Regions from separate parts of the Homo sapiens genome. Here region 1 is linked to region 2. Evidence: chromatin contacts called from ENCODE Hi-C or POLR2A ChIA-PET data. All regions are on one chromosome and are shown on one strand. The core of a region is the stretch at or near the end of the contact, and the rest is flanking DNA. Distances in the headings are between cores, read along the strand shown. Region 1 overlaps ODAD3 (outer dynein arm docking complex subunit 3). Region 2 overlaps DOCK6 (dedicator of cytokinesis 6).

Region 1 (2,700 bases), core at 201-2,700, 180 kb before region 2:
GTCTCCCCTCTCTGCCAGGTCGGTTATTCAGCTCACAAACCTGCTCCTTTCTTGAAAAACATCCCTTCCCCCTCCAGCTACCGTTCAGTTTTTCTGCTGCCCTTCGCAGCAAAACCCCTAGGAGCTGTCTACACTCGCCGTCATTTCTACACTCGCCTTCCGTTCTCTCTTGCACCATGCTAACTCCTTTGCCATGCCAGCTCTAGGAGAACTGGGAGTTTCGTCTCTTGTTCTGTCTCCAGTGTCTGTAACATGGTCTGGGACCCAGTGGACCGCCCAGTACCATCCTCAGATCCTGGCAAGTGGGGTCCCTGCGCCGGGTCCCTCACTGTAAAGTCTTCCTTGCATTATTCTAAGACCGCTGTGTCCCCCTTGGGTCCTGGTTCCCGCCGGTGAACACTGGACCCCAACCCTGTTTCTCCCCTCTGGGTGTCCGCCAACCTGCTGCTCCTCCGATGGGGCCGACCCCTGATGACTTCCGGGACTCCCACCTATAGGAGTACACCTATGGGGTCATCTGGGGCACTGAGGCGCAGCCCCTTTCCAGATGTGGGCCTTGTGAGCGGATGGCTCCGAAGACGGGCGGTATTTCCTGCGGAATCGGGCGAGATTCACGGCCAGAAATTGATGGCACTTTGATTTTGGAAAGAAGCTATGCTCGCCTCTCCAGTTGCCCCCGAGTTTGGGCTGACTCAAATTCCTTATATAGGCCAGAAAGGGCCCCGCAAAAATGATATATCCAGGGCTGCTCACCCTTGAAGCAACCCTGCGTCCAACCCACAGTGTCCCCATACATTGCTGTGCAAAAGGCGCCAGCTCAGGCCACCTGTCCTGCGTGCGAGGGTTCGCAGGGTGGGGGAGAGGAGGTGGAGCGCCCCTACGCTCCCTAGGCCCTGGCTCTGACTGGGGCTGGGTGGCCCGCAGTCGTTGGTGCGGCGGTTCCTGGCCCAGGGCGACACCTTCGCGCAGTTGGAGACGCTCAAGAGCGAGAACGAGCAGACGTTGGTGAGGCTGAAGCAGGAGAAGCAACAACTGCAGCGGGAGCTGGAAGACCTCAAGTACTCGGGGGAGGCCACGCTGGTGAGGTGAGGCACCGGGGCTCTGGGGAGGGCGGCGGGGCGGGCTGAGCCCCCGGGGTGACCTCCCGGCTCCCTGCAGCCAGCAGAAACTGCAAGCCGAGGCGCAGGAGCGTCTCAAGAAGGAGGAGCGGCGGCACGCCGAGGCCAAGGACCAGCTGGAGCGCGCCTTGCGGGCGATGCAAGTGGCCAAGGACAGCCTGGAGCACCTGGCCAGCAAGCTGATCCACATCACTGTGGTAGGCCCCGCCCAGGGGAAGCCCCGACAGGCCCTCCTGGGACCGCAGAGGCGCAGCCACGAAGCGGGGTTCCTGCCACACCAGCTTGCCCGAGGGAACGTGGCCTGCCACATCCTCTGTCCCGGACGTCAGAGGCCCCGCCCACAGGGGAAGCCCCACCCCATTCCTCAGAGTCCCCGCCCCACCTCCCTGGGGAAGCTCTCACTCCCCAAGGAAGCCCAAGACGTCAGAGACCCTGTCCCGTCTCAAGCTCCGCCTCCAAGGGAAAGAAGTCCCACCCTGTCCCCGAAAAGCTCGGAGACCTATCTGCAGTTCTGGAGCAGCCCGAGACAGAAGACCTATCCTGCCCGCAGCAGAGGGCCATTTCTTCAGGAGGCCATCCCACAATGGCCTCCCTCGAATCCTTACTGTTCCCAAGAGGCCTCCCCGAAACCTTTACATATAGAGTTAGAGTTCAGAGGCTCCCCCATCACAGACGTGGCCTTGACCTAAGTCCCCGCCCCCAATGGCTAGGATCGACCCTGCAGGTGGGCCCTTACCTCCTAGGCCCCGCCCCCGAAAGAAAAGCCCCGCCCCTGGGTGGAGCCTTCCAAGAGGCCCCACCCCTCTCGGCTGACCCGGCTCTACCCTGGCCGCAGGAGGACGGCCGCTTCGCGGGAAAGGAGCTGGATCCCCAGGCAGATAACTATGTGCCAAACCTGCTGGGCCTCGTGGAGGAAAAGCTGCTGAAACTGCAGGCGCAGCTCCAGGGCCACGACGTGCAGGAGATGCTGTGCCACATCGCTAACCGCGAGGTGCCCTGCAGCCATGGGGCAGAGCTCCAGAGATCTAGGAGTAGGGCTGGGTCGGAAAACCAGGGAACCGGGGGCAACTTCGGGAGACCAGATTGCAGGCTGATCAGCCAGGAAGGGGTCTCGGGGACAACGGGCGAGGTTTGACGAGCCAGGGGTGAGCCCGAGCCACGAGGGAAGAAACCAGAAGAGGTGCAGGCGGGTCCTGTGAGGCTAGAGGACGCGGCTGGGGTATCCGGATGGGGAGAGGCCTAGTGGCAGGGCCCCAGAGACCAGGGGCGGACCTGAGTGATGAGGGGGTGAAGCTGGGTATCAAGGTGCCTGCTTAAGGAGGGATGGGAGTGGGCAGTGGTCTCCAGTTGGAACTAGGGCATATCTCGGAATGGGGTAGGGAGGAGGGGGAACGTGACTTCTCGGTGGCCCCTGGCCCCGCCCACCTTCCTCTCTCGCTTCCCATCCCCGCTTAGTTCCTCGCCAGCTTAGAGGGAAGGCTGCCCGAATACAACACCCGCATCGCCCTGCCCCTTGCCACTTCCAAGGACAAGTTTTTTGGTCAGTATGGGTGGGGGGATGAAGGGGTGCGGTTGGGGCCCC
Region 2 (2,700 bases), core at 200-2,699:
TCTAGGCCTCATGGCTCAGAGCCATGCCCAGAGTGGCCTCTATTTACACTAACAAAGAAAAATGTAGGGAAGGCCAGGCACAGTGACTCACAACTGTAATCCTAGCACTTTGGGAGGCTGAGGCGGGAGGATCGCTTTAGCCCAGGAGTTTGAGACCAACCTTGCCAACATGGTGAAACCCATTCTCTACTAAAAACACAAAAATTGGCTGGGCGCGGTGGCTCACGCCTGTAATCCCAGCACTTTGGGAGGCCGAGGCAGGCAGATCACCTGAAGTTGGGAGTTCCAGACCAGCCTGACCAATGGTGAAACCTCGTCTCTACTAAAAATACAAAAATTAGCGGGACGTAGTAGCAGGCGCTTGTAGTCCCAGCTACTTGGGAGGCTGAGGCAGGAGAATTGCTTGAACCCGGGAGGCAGAGGTTGCAGTGAGCCGAGATTGTGCCATTGCACTTCCGTCTGGGTGACAGAGCGAGACCCCATCTCAAAAAAAAAAAAAAAAAAAAAAAAAAAGCCAGGTGTGGTGGGTCATGCCTGTAATCCCAGCTACTCAGGAGGCTGAGGCAGGAGAATTGCTTAAACTCAGGAGGCAGAGGTTGCAGTGAGCTGAGATCCCATCACGCACTTCAGCCTGGGCAACAGGGAGACTCTGTCTAAAAAAAAAAATTCACAGCAAGCCTGTTATCCCAGCACTTTGGGAGGCAGAGGCAGGGGCATCACTTGAGCCCAAGAGTTTGAGACCAGCCTAGGCAACATAGCGAGACCCCTGTCTCTATATAATACATACATACATACATACATAAATGTAAATAAATAAGTAAATTTAGGGAAAATATCACCAGCTAAAGGTAGGCTTGGAGGTTAGGGGTAGATCTGAAGAATGGGAGGGAGTAGCCACCAGGCAGGCCAACACTAACCCTTGATCCCAAGGACAGCGGGAGCCATGGGAGGTGTTGGAGCAAAGGCCTTCATATGTTAGGAGTGTCCGAGGGCCCATGAGGGGTCCAGGAGGCTGGGGAGCCAGCACGGGGGAACAGAGCGTTCGGGCAGCGCCTCACTGGATTCATTCATCTGCCCCGCAGTTGGAGAAGGTGCTTCAGCAAGGGGACATCAGTGAGTGCTGTGAGCCTTACATGGTGTTGAAAGAAGTGGACACAGCCAAGGTAAGCGTGTGGAGGCTGGACTAGGGGCAACAGATCCCTGACTCAGCAGGGCTAGGATGCTGAGCTGGCAGGGGACGGGGTCTCCCCACAGAACAAAGAGAAGCTAGAGAAGCTGCGCCTGGCGGCCGAGCAGTTCTGCACCCGCCTGGGCCGCTACCGCATGCCCTTCGCCTGGACGGCCGTGCACTTGGCCAACATCGTGAGCAGCGCTGGGCAGCTGGACCGGGACTCTGACTCGGAGGGCGGTGAGGAGGCGGGGCTAACAGGCTTGGGGCGGGGCTAAAGGGTGGTGCTGACAGGCCTGGGGCGGGGCTACGGGGCGAGGGGGTGCGCCCTCTGCTGGCCGAACTGTGCCGCCCCTGAGTCTCCCTGTTTCATCTTGGTCCCCCTTTTGTCATTGTCATTCCCTCCCCTAGAGCGCCGGCCAGCCTGGACAGACCGCCGCCGTCGGGGGCCCCAGGACCGGGCGAGTAGTGGGGACGACGCCTGCAGCTTCTCTGGCTTCCGTCCAGCCACGCTAACTGTCACAAACTTCTTTAAGCAGGTGTCCTACCCTGGGGCCAGGGACTCTCCCACTCCCCGCTGGCTGCATTAGCCCTGGGGACCCCTAGCCCCCTGGCCCAGGCTGACGGGAGTGGGTCCCATGTAGGAGGCTGAGCGACTCAGTGACGAGGACCTCTTCAAGTTCCTGGCTGACATGAGGCGCCCGTCGTCCCTGCTGCGGCGACTACGTCCTGTGACTGGTGCGTGGCACACCCCATACACAAGAAGTATCACTCTCACTCAGCCACTCAACAAACCTACACTGAGAGCACCTACTGTGCCAGGGGCATCAGAGACCCAACGATGACCATGATGGACAAATCCCTGACCTCAGGGGCTGGCTACAGCTTCTAATGGGGACCATAGACAAGAAGCAGAATAAATAAGATGGATACAGCGTCAATAGGTGGTTAATGGCAGCGGGGCAGGCAGGGGTCCTGGGGGCAGAGTTGATCAAATGTAGGGGTAAGGCTGGGGTGCAGTGGCTCAAGTCTGTAACGCCAACACTTTGGGAGGCTGAGGCAGGAGGATGATTGTTTGAGCCCAGGAGCTCAAGACCAGCCTGGGGGCCAGGTGTGATGGCTCATACCTGTAATGCCAGCACTTTGGGAGGCCGAGGCGGGCAGATCACTTGAGGTCAGGAGTTTGAGACCAGCCTGGCCAACATGGTGAAATTCCATCTCTACTAAAAATACAAAAATTCACCAGGTGTGGTGGCACACACCTGTAATCCCAGCTACCTGGGAGGCTGAGGCAGGAGAATCACTTGAACTGGGGAGGCAGAGGTTGCAGTGAGCCGAGATCGCCCCACTGCACTCCAGCCTGAGCAACAGAGTGACTCCACTTAAAAAAAAGAAAAACAAAAACGAAAAAAAATTTAGGGTGACAGACAGCAGAGTTGAGGGCAATTTCTGGCCTTGGCGCCTGAGGGACACAGCCCCCAGTCCCCAGAGAACATCATGGGAGAGTCTGCCCTGACTACACAGCCCAGAAA

What was found. Hi-C counts contacts between places; a loop is a spot of excess contacts on that map. ChIA-PET counts read pairs that join two places held with the same protein, here RNA polymerase II (POLR2A). Pooled maps may share reads with other maps.
Region 1: a loop to region 2 is called in a pooled map, with 2.8 times the contacts of the local background. The contact joins two enhancer-like sites. A Hi-C loop is called at or near these places in 7 of 50 pooled maps. POLR2A ChIA-PET finds 5 or more read pairs at or near these places in 5 of 52 experiments (A673, BJ, Caco-2 and 2 more).

The regions. Positions count from the first base shown.
Region 1 is chr19:11,421,086-11,423,785 of GRCh38, reverse strand. It overlaps ODAD3 (outer dynein arm docking complex subunit 3), which reads left to right. Exons shown (of 13, transcript NM_145045.5): 9 at 925-1,085; 10 at 1,159-1,315; 11 at 1,954-2,109; 12 at 2,574-2,658. Among named protein-coding and RNA genes, the nearest start is that of RGL3, 3.1 kb to the right of the region's middle. RefSeq lists a silencer at 1,073-1,132 and an enhancer at 2,363-2,412. Within about 2 kb of position 1,450, at least 11 of the 41 ENCODE cell types and tissues checked have a DNase peak (open chromatin) inside an H3K27ac peak, as active enhancers do.
Region 2 is chr19:11,242,265-11,244,964 of GRCh38, reverse strand. DOCK6 (dedicator of cytokinesis 6) reads left to right here. Exons shown (of 48, transcript NM_020812.4): 10 at 1,083-1,163; 11 at 1,255-1,408; 12 at 1,580-1,707; 13 at 1,813-1,906. Among named protein-coding and RNA genes, the nearest start is that of ANGPTL8, 4.0 kb to the right of the region's middle. RefSeq lists an enhancer at 674-1,484. Within about 2 kb of position 1,449, at least 9 of the 41 ENCODE cell types and tissues checked have a DNase peak (open chromatin) inside an H3K27ac peak, as active enhancers do.